Linked DNA regions of Mus musculus: region 1 is linked to region 2. Evidence: chromatin loops called from intact Hi-C (ENCODE). Cell type or tissue: left cerebral cortex. All regions are shown on one strand. Links, peaks and the distances in the headings refer to the core of each region. The heading gives the core; the rest is flanking DNA. Region 1 overlaps Olfr231 (olfactory receptor 231). Region 2 has its middle 22 kb from the start of Olfr220.

Evidence for each region. Peaks named below come from ENCODE experiments on the same cell type or tissue, not always from the same donor. Only the 100,000 strongest peaks of a DNase experiment are listed, where the experiment ranks them.
Region 1: it touches region 2 in a loop (2.8-fold over the local background); 2 of 42 quality-filtered maps call a loop at or near these places.

The regions. Positions count from the first base shown.
Region 1 is chr1:174,112,270-174,117,660 of GRCm38, reverse strand. Olfr231 (olfactory receptor 231) reads left to right here. Exons shown (of 1, transcript NM_001005520.2): 1 at 1-570. The coding sequence ends at 570. Among named protein-coding and RNA genes, the nearest start is that of Olfr231, 3.0 kb to the left of the region's middle. In left cerebral cortex, for the core only: no CTCF peak of the experiment used is centred there; no DNase peak of the experiment used is centred there.
Region 2 is chr1:174,467,782-174,473,172 of GRCm38, reverse strand. No RefSeq gene overlaps it. Among named protein-coding and RNA genes, the nearest start is that of Olfr220, 22 kb to the right of the region's middle. In left cerebral cortex, for the core only: a CTCF peak has its summit at 3,227 (motif pointing left); a DNase peak (open chromatin) is centred at 3,242.

The DNA.
Region 1 (5,391 bases), core at 322-5,321, 360 kb after region 2:
ATCTGCTATCCTCTCCGTTACCCTACCATCATGACTTCCAAACTTTGTATCCAACTAACAGCCGGCTCCTGCTTCTGTGGCTTCCTTCTGGTACTCCCTGAGATTGCATGGATTGCGACTTTGCCTTTCTGTGGCTCCAACAAGATCCATCAGATCTTCTGTGATTTCACCCCTGTGCTCAGTTTGGCCTGTACGGATACATCGCTGGTGGTCATTGTGGATGCCATCCATGCAGTAGAGATCCTGGCCTCCTTCCTTGTAATTGCCCTGTCCTATATCCGAATCATCATGGTAATTTTGGGGATGCCCTCAGCAGAAGGGAGGCACAAGGCTTTCTCCACTTGTGCAGCCCACCTTGCTGTTTTCTTGCTGTTTTTTGGCAGTGTGGCTGTCATGTATTTGAGATTCTCAGCTACATATTCAGTCTTCTGGGACACAGTAATTGCTGTCACTTTTGTTATCCTTGCTCCATTTCTCAACCCCATTATTTATAGTCTAAGAAACAAGGAAATGAAAGACGCTATTGGGAGGCTTTTTCATCAGAAGAGAGATGTTCGGGCTCAGAAATAAATCTCAATTCCTGATATTAAAGCCCTTCTTGAAGTTTGGAATCTCACTGTTGTTTTTTGTGCTCCTGATGATACTCTTTCCATTGTCACAGATGCTTTTTCTTCTGCTGTTAAGAAGAACGATGAAATGTTCCTCTAGGTCACTGGTGGCCACTTGTTTACATAACAACTACCAGACTCTTGACAAGTGAAGCAGTAAGTGTGGATTCTCCAGTTTTAAGCACAAATTGACATTGCCACATACTATACTAGTATGGTTCTTTCCCTTCTCTTTTGTGAATGCATGTGTTGATGAGGCCAACAATTAGAGTAAAAGATGCACACCACATAAAATAGTTCTGAAAATTGTTAATGTTCACATCCTTCTTGCCTTTCTAGCTCTAGATTCCTGTCATGTATCATTGCTCAAGTACTGTTTCCTGACAGAAAAATCAACTTTTCTCTACTTCTGGCTTATTTAATTTAATTAACTACACACTCAGCTCAGGAAAAAAAAAGTACTGGCTACTGCACGACATGTCACAGAATTTCAGGCTCAAAGGGTTTCAGAGGAATAAGGTGGATAGTCCACTATATTTCATGTTACTATTTAAAACATCTTCTTATGTTCAAATTGCCTTGTAATTTAAGCACTCTTAAGTAAACTTGTCAGAATCACTACTATTTAAATATGAATAAATAAAATTTGGCAGTAGAGGTCAAACATGTTTCTTGACTTTCTGAATGTTATCTAAGCTGTTATCGAACAGCTGTTTTATTTATTTTTATACATCTCTCATGTATGTGTGCCTATGTGCATGTGCATCCATTTGCACACACTCATGCAGATATGAGCATAACATGTGTGGAGTTCAGAAGATAACTCTAGGAACTCGGTTCTCTTCTGCCACCTTATGAGACCTAGTAATCAGGCTTATGTATATGAAGCCTCTTCATAAGAGATTCTATCTGCTGACTAACTTCACTGAACCCCAGATGACGTTGTGCATGTATTCATCAAAGTTTACCTCATCATAAGCTGGAATTATTATTCTTGATAAGTAAGTCCAGTTAGTGCTAGGTATATGTTGCTGGGTGTGGAGTCATCCTCTGGAGTATGGAAAGCCACAGTCTCAAAATGAAAAACTATCCTTTATCAGCAGGTGACAACTGCCTATATCTCCTTTGTACGTGTGTTCAGAAAGCATCTCTCCATCTATGCTTGCACTTTGGCTGCCTTGCTTTCCATTGCGTCTTCTGCACGTAAACATACTTACTATGAGTTCATGGGTTCAAAAGCAGGACATGTTCAGAAGATCAGTATTTCACAGATCATATTTCAGTCCTCCTCACTCTCTGTCTCTTGCATTTTTCTACATTCTGTTCTGCAACGTCAAGAGCAATATTCTGAGAATTTAATTCCATGCTTCAATCTATTCAATGCTTTCATGTGCATATTGGGTTGAGTTCAGGAGTTTATTGCCTAACATAGGAAGCTCCATGGTTTCTACCTGCCTTTTACCCTATGACACTTCCTTTGTCCTTTCTGGACTTGTCTGCACCTGGTTCATGTGGCTCCTTAAGCTGTTTTCCAACTAAGGGACAAATGAGGAACGATTCTTCTTAGCACGCTTTCCTGGCTGATTCTTTCTAAGTCTTCAGTTTTCAATCCACTTCATCAGACACTCTTCATTTGCCCCTACCTCTGTTAGTCGTTTTGAATCTTATTATGAAAATGTTCCAGAAATGAGTGTACCTTGTGAGCATCATAGTTAAGCTGTGTGTATCACCCTCATTGCATTTAAATTATTCCATAGAATACAATGGAAATACTTTAAGATAAATGGCTAGAAACCATAGATTTTTCAAAAGTTAAAAGTCGAAACACATGGGCTGGAGGAAGGCTCAGCTGTTATGAGCACTGATTGCCCTCCCAGAGGTCCTGAGTTCAATTGCCAGCAAGCATATGATGGCTCACAACCAGCTGATACTCTCTTAAGGTGTGTCTGAAGACAGTGACAGTGTACTCAAAAACATAAAATGAATAAATAAGTAAATCTAAAAAAAAATAGGGACACATTTTAGGAGAAAGATAATCAGAGTTAGAGATCAAATTTAATTTTGTTTACAAATTCAGGTAAAGATCAATTATATAATGGTAAAATCAATTTTAAGATGGATTTTGAGATTTGGAACGTTGCTTGATTACAGAGCATTTTCTTATACATTTAAGGGTCCAGATTTGATATTCAGTATTCAAAAAAATTAAAAATGCCCCCTAGTTAAATAGAGTTAGGAGAAAGATGAAAATTATTATATAAAACAAGCAAATAACTTTTATAAAATGCTTTTTATCACTCAACACTGAATGCACAATGTTTTTAAATTATGATTGAAATTTATCTTTATTGAAATCATAATTAATAGAGTTCCATTCAGTTCTTAAACCTCTTTTCTTTATCCTGAGAATTGATGTATACCGTGTAATGTGATCATATCCATTCCTCGTGTTCTCCCTCCAGCTTTCTCTATATTCCCATTTTTTAAAAATGTTACCTTGATTTTCTGCTTGATTGGCAGTAAAACTTCACAAAAGAGTTGTTTATGTTTGAAATTACTACACCACAAAACTTACCTTCATACACTTAACAACATCATGTCTCACCACAATTACTAGAAGATCTCTGTATCAATTAGAGGTTTCAGCTGTGCCACCCTGGACTGTTGGCTCTATAGAGGGAAGGATGATTCAGGCCAGACAGCACTCCACATCTGCTCCAAACTCCGCCCTAGCTCCTCCATACTCCACTTACAATGTCTAACTCTCACAACGTAAATTACAAATGTCTAACTCTCACAAAGACCCTCACAGCCCTGTGATATACCCCCCTCGCCCCTGTTCACTTCCCAACTCTAATTTTCCTTAGAGCCATCCATCTCACACTCTCCATTTCAGACACAGGAGAATCTGATTCTGGCTTTCTGCTGGCTTTCATGATGCCCGAGTGTTTTCTCTTTAAATCTATGGAGCCATCCGCTGTCCATCAAAACTTTGCTCATCCTTAGCATTTTCCATGAGTTTTAACTTGACCAATCTTAAACTAAGGAATCCCCTACTCACTCGAGATAGATTTGGACATTTCCTTTTCTGTTTCCCACAGAACACATAGTCATATACGGCATAATGTTCTAAATTTTGCTTAGTTTTATACTTTTAAAAAAATCTCCTCTTTCTCAACTGGCAGGTTTTAAGGACAAAATATTTTTGTCAGGTGAATCCTTATTTTCTTACATATTATAGCAGTATATTGTTCCAGTAAATATTTGTTTTATTAGTATAAGATTACTCACATGACAATTATGTGGTGTGTTGTCATATTTTAATTGCCATAGAGCCTTAGAACTAAGTACTAAAGTGTTAGTTGAAATCAAAACCTGTGATTTATGTTTTATAATAAAAGCTTAAGTATATTTAGAATTTTATTTTATTATTTAACATACTTTGATTTATTAAAATATCAAATCTTCCATGTAATTCTAATTGTTTATCTGTAGTTGACGAACTTATTTAGACATGTTATTGAGTAAAGCTGACATGAATTTTATAGTCAGAAATTCTATACTATTTATTAGATTGATCATATTAAGATGTATTTTACCTCATGAATCACATTAAATATAGGAAAAGATTTGGGATTGACCATATTTATAAATTTTTTATACTATGATGGTTATTTGTGAACTTTAATGGTTTTATTGAATCATGAAGTTGAGGCTCTTAAAATCAAAATAATTCAAGTCCCATTTAAATACATTTTAAAGGGAGATTTAAATGTTAAGATTAAAAAATCACCTTTTAAATACAATTATTAAAATTGATAAATTTATAAATAGGATACTAAGATTTTTAGATTTATGTTATATGATTTTTGGATAATGAATAAATTCAAAGATTCAATAAAAACTAATATCCTGTATGTAGCAATGTTTCTTTAAAATTAATTTAAATGTATTATCAAAGACATTTATCTACAGTTTACTCCATTCAAAGATTTTCCCTAGAGGTGTCAAAGAGTTCATCTGAATGTAGAAAAAAACCTAAGTTTTTCAAGCATGAGGTGGTATGAAGGGAGCTGAGTTGCATGGAATTGGGTCGGATCACTTTCTGGGGCTCACTTTAAAATGAGAGTTAGTCTTACTTCTGCTTCTGTGTTCCACAGTATGTGCAGCAATTAATCTACTTGACAACCTGCAGCTAATGATTGTTTATTTGTAATACTACTCACATTTCCCTTTGTCGGCTTTATTTAATTAGTTTTTCACACCCTAATCGCTGCCACCTCCTGTTCCCTACCTCATGGTCCGTCCCCACATCCCTTTCCTTTCTCCTCTGAAATAGTGCCCCCCCACCCTCATATATCTCCACCATGATACATCAAGTATCTGCAGGGATTGGTGCATCATCTCCCACTGAAGCCAGACAAGGGCAGCCCTGTTGGGGAAGAGATTTCACAGTCAGGCATCAGCTTTGGAGACAGTCCCCGAATCAGTTGTTAGGGCATTCAAATGGAGACAGAGCTGTATATCTGCTACATTGTCCTGGCAGCCTTGGTCCAGCCCATGTATGCTCTTCTGGAGAAATCACCATCGTGACCTCAAGCTGAACTACAAAACAATAGTGATAAAAACTTTTATGGTATTGGTACAGAAACAGACAGGTTGATTAATGGAGTCTGATCTAAGACCCAAAAATGAACCCACATAACTATGGACACTTGATTTTTAACAGAGATGGCAAAACTACACAATGAAAAAAAGAAACCATCCTCAACAAATGATGCTG
Region 2 (5,391 bases), core at 112-5,111:
GGAAGCCCAGCTATAAGAATATATCCCACATACAGACAACAGCTTTTGGGTTAGCCACCGCTCCAGTTGTTCAGTACTCACATAAAGACCAAACTGCACATCTGCTACCTATATACAGGGAGGCCTAGGTCCAGCCTCTGTATGTTCTTTGGTTGGTGGTATCTGGCTCTGGAGTCAGGTGCTGAGTGGAGCCTCTCAGAGGACAGCAACTGATCCTGGATCCCAGCATGGCCTTGGTGAGGACAAAGTGACATGGTTCCTGACCGTAGGACAGGGTCCTGGTGTGAGCCTCCATGAGTATCAATGGCTGCTGTGGGCATAAGGCTTGTTCATATAAAAATGTACATATTTCACAGTCCTCCGAAGAATGTCCTCCCTAATAATCTTAATGACTCCATGGTAATTAGAAACAGCAGGAGTCCAGGAGTTGAGGGTGTGGCTAAGTCTCAGCAAACACTGGGGCTATCAAGGCAGACCTTAAAGGGATGGGAAAGAGTTCTAATATGCATGTTAGAAAATATGTAATTTCTCAATTATGCAAAATATAGGGATATAATATGAATTATGGAACAGAGGTAGCTACACTATGAGCCAGCTTGTCAGAGAGATACAAAGACAGGCAGATAAAAAATGCAGGCAGGTTCCTGAGTTCAAGGACGCCCTGGGACACAGTGACTCCTGGTCCAGGTGTGGTGGAAATGGTAATTTTAGAGCCGGGTCCTACCCAATTAACTTAACAAAGGCAGATCTCTGAATTCTTTTGCAATGTTAAGAAAAAAAAATGTATGCTTGCAGTCTTCTAAGAATCAAAGCTGTAGGGTCCTAGGATGCTGATTCATAAGATAATCAAAAGGAAAACCTGAAGTACATGACTGGATTGATATGCAAAATTAAAGATTGGACCTGTGTCCCAGAGATGAGCTATCCAAATGTTTTTTAGGATAAAAAGAGAACTTCTTGGAGAACACACACACACACACACACACACACACACACACACACACACGACTAGACTCCTGTCTCCCAGCATAACGAATGTACCATTAATAGGATCAGGGGTTGGTGGTTGACCATGGGATGGGTCTCAAGTTGGACTGGTTATTGATTGGCCATTTCCTTAGTCTCTGTTCCATCCCCTATCCCTGCATTTCTTGTAGACAGGATAAATTTTGTGGTGAAAATTTTGTGCGTGGGTTGGCTTCCCTATTAATCCACTGGGCTTCCTGCCTGGCTACAGAAGGTGGCCTCTTCATGTTTGATATCCCCAATGTTGTGAGTCATAGCTAAGTTTACCCGAATTGATTCTTGGGTGCCTCCCTTATCCCAGGTCACTGTCTCATCCTGGAGAGGTCCTCCCCCCACTTTCCCACCCCATTAATTGCAGATTTCCATTCATTCTCATGGCCATCTGGCCACGTCTCTTGTCCCTTCCCACACCTGAAAAGCCTCATTCTCGTCCCCATCTCCTCTCACACTCAGTTCCCTCCCTTCATCTGCCCCTTATGACAATTTAAATACCCCTTCTAAGTGAGATTCAAGCATACTCACTTGTGCCTTTCTTCTTGTTTAGCTTCCTTGGGTCTGTGGAGTATATAGTATGGGTATTTTATATTTTATGGTTAATACCCACTTATAAGTGATTACATACCATACATGACTTTTTTGGGACTGGGTTACCTCACTCAGGAGGGTATTCTCAAGTTCCATCCATTTGCCTGCGACATTTATGATGTCTTTGATTTTAATAGCTGGTATGGAATTACTTATCTCCCGCATTTTCTTGAATGTAGTTGTCCTCATTTGGTTAGAGTTTTCCTTCTAGTATTTTCTGTAGGGCTACATTTGTGGATAGATACTGTCTGAATTTGAATTTGTCTTGAAATATATTGTTTTCTCCATCTTTGGTGATTGAGAATTTTTCTGGGTATAGTAGTCTAGGTTGGCCTTTGTGGATTTTTTTGAGGTTGCAAGATATCTGTCCAGGCCTTTGTAGGTTTTGGAGTCTCTGTTGAGAAGTCAGGTGTAATTCTGATAGGTCTGCCATTGTATATTACCTGTTCCCTTTCCCTTGTGGCTTTTAATATCCTTTCTTTGTTCTGTAGATTTTATGTTTTGGTTATTATGTAGTAGGAGAATTTTCTTTTCTGGTCCAGTCCAGTTGGTGTTCTATAAGCTTCTTGTATGATTATAGGCATCTCTTTCTCTAGGTTGGGAATTTTTTCTTCTATTATTTTCTTGAAAATATTTTCTGGGTTCTTCGAGCTGGAAATCTTCACCTTCTTCTATTCCTGTTATTCTTAGGTTAGATCTTTTCATCCCAGAGTTCCTGGATGTTTTGTGTCAAGAATTTTTTTTTTTTTTTAGCTCTGATGAAGGTGGGCAAAGAGGGGGCAGGAGAATGGAGGGCTGTCTGGGCTAGCACATTGCTCAGAGTAGCTTGAGGTGCCCCAGAGGATTCAGTGAGCAGGAAAGATGTGGGGAGTGGGGGTGGGGGTGGGAAGCCAACCTATGTGTTTCAGGATTCACAGGTCTGATGAAGGTGGACAGAGAGGTGCAGGGGACAGGATGGGGGGAGGAATTCGGGTCCTGAGGGGTTAACAGCCTTCTGAAGTCAGCTTCCTGTGCACCAGAGAATTCATTGAGGTCCTTCTGGATTTTTATTCAGTAACTCATGGTGTCTGGGAGGTTCTTTTTCCAGCCATTCAGGGTGATTTCTCCATTTAAATTCTTTAGTCGCTTCTTGAGCAATCCAGCTTTTTCACCAGTCAACTGGTCCATAGTAGTTGGTTTTTCTCTTCCTCCTCCTGCGCATGGATGTGCAGCTAATGTCCTCATTGCTGCCAATTTGGGGTTGGAGGTGGAGGAGGGGATGGGGCAGGAGACCCATATATAACATTGAGCTAGAAGACCCGTGGTGTTGGCTTCAACCATTTCTGACTTCCACTAAAATGCCTTTAAGAGACCTTTAAAAGTGTCCACTAAAAAGAATGAATGTACCTTTTACTGACAGCTGTAGGCTCTGCATATGTAATCTCCTTACAGTCTCATATGGAACAGGTGAATTTGCCTTCTCCCTCTTAATATAGAAAGTGGATCCTCAATGCTTCGTTTGCAAATAAGCATCACGTATTTAAACAGTGCCTAGAAAGTCAGACTATGTCACCAAAACATCAGTGACTGTAGCTGTTTTCCACCCTGTACTCTCTTCCACCTAGCCAGGCTTTGAGGGAATGCAGTGAGCACCCTCTAGTGGTACCATAGGGCAAATGTCCTGTATTTGCTAAAGGAACAGACATGCTTTGATTTCCAGGACTCAATGGGCACCCACGAGTACCAGGGACTCTGACACTTCTTGAATCATGTTATAACACACACACACACACACACACACACACACACACACACACACACACGTGCATGCACGCGCACCAAACATTCTGCATTTCATTGAGGTATCTATAAAGGCAGACTCATCAATACATCCTGTCAGTGCTCACAGACCAAGTCATTACTCATTGTTCTCAACTTGGCCAACTGGTTGCTCTTTCCTTTTTCTCCTTCTGCCACATAGAATGACATTTATTTATGTGGCTGAAACTACCTAATCCTATTTGATGCTCCTGCCTTGCTATCAGTTTACCAGGACACAAGATGGATAGTGTCCCTTTCAGCACCCCGTATTGATTTAAATACTGGGGGAGGCGTCATGACTCAAAAAGAGACTGGTTCTAGCCCAGCCTTTCGGGCATCAGTAACAAGGTTTGGAGACAGCTTACCATATTGCTTTAAATGTGTATTCCACTTTTGTGGCTTGATTTCGTGACACTCCGGAAAAAGTTTGGCCAAAAGCTTCTTACTATACCTTTTCATTGGATAAGCTGTTTTTATTGTTACTGAAATGAGATCAGTACTTTCTATGACTAGCAATTGCTATTCTTGTATTGTATATGGGACATGCATCCTAATCCATGTTCAGAATGAGAACCTTACGGGAGCTGTTGGCTCAGACACTTTCTGCCACAGCCTGTAGGGAGCAATCTCGGAGCTTTTAGTAACTCCCAGCACAGAGGAAACTGGAGTCCTAGAGCACACACCTGCAGGACCAGTCCTACTTAGTTGGCTCAAACATCTCAAGTTTTTTTTTCTCTTTCAATTCCAAATGTTCTCCCACCTTCAAAACCAAGTCATAGAAAGGACTGGCAACTTGTGCAAAGTGGAGTGAGTATAAAAACACTGCAGAAGTCTCCAAACACCTAGAGATCTTTGCATCCACAAGCAAAGGCTGCTGTGGATTCCCCACAATGGTAGACAATACCCATGAACGAACTAGAATCCCTGGGGAATAAACCAGGAATGGGTGGAGAGCAGTCTTCCTCTGAGATGGATGGTGGCATACATTGGGGTTTCAGTAACAAAGAAAGAAAACTTTAAAAGGCTGTAAAGGGTGAGACGGGCTACTGAAGAGTGTTCAATTCCTTGTAGGGTAGGTTCAGCAACTTTCAGCTGTGTGTGTGCAAATGCAGAGGGTAGTAACTAAGTCTAGAGACAGAGAAAACGTCAGGAAATAACAGTAATTGAAAGCTGAAGAGAATAGAGTGGGAGGAGAAGAGAAACACCACCAATCCTTGAGATGTAACCACATTACCAGCCTGTCATGCCACTGATGCTTTAGCACAGCCCATCCCTCTCCCCCCTTCCACCACAGTCTTCTTCTTTTGCTGCTGTTGTTGTTGTTTTGTTGAGTATGTATGGTGATAGCAGTTGCCTGTTAGTTAGAAATAGAACCCAGGCGCTTTATCTCTCTCTTTCTCCCCCTTTCTTTCCTTCCTCCTCCTCCATTCCCCCTTCTTTTGTTGTTCAAAGTCTGGCTTTGTAGACCTATCTGGCATCAATCTTTAGTTTCTTCTGGAACTGTAAGTGTCTACTACGATGGTGCTGCCCTTGTCTTTGGAGATAGTCTGAGATGTAATATATACCTCCAAGACACACGTTCAGGATGTAAGGTTGCATGAAAGAATGGGTCAGGCCATAGAACAGATAGTGTTAACTTTCACTCAGTAGAAGTGGAAAGCACAGGAGAAAGGTCCAGGGACAGCTGTGGAGGAAGAACTGGGTGTTAGTCTGTGCATTCATGGGTCATAAGGTCCTTTTGGATTCAAATGTCCTGGGGTAGACCAGATGTGATTAACTTGTGTTCTAGTTGTCTATATTTTCTTGTGATAAACACAACAGACAAAAGCAACTTGGGGGCTCTCATGAATAGAAGCCAAGTCAGGACCTGAAGCAAAGAACATGGAGAGCACTGCTCACTGGAGCTGAAGTGCTTTAAAGGAGTAACCACAGCAGTCTCATTATTGAGAGACTGAGGATTGTAGCTATTTGGCTCTAAGT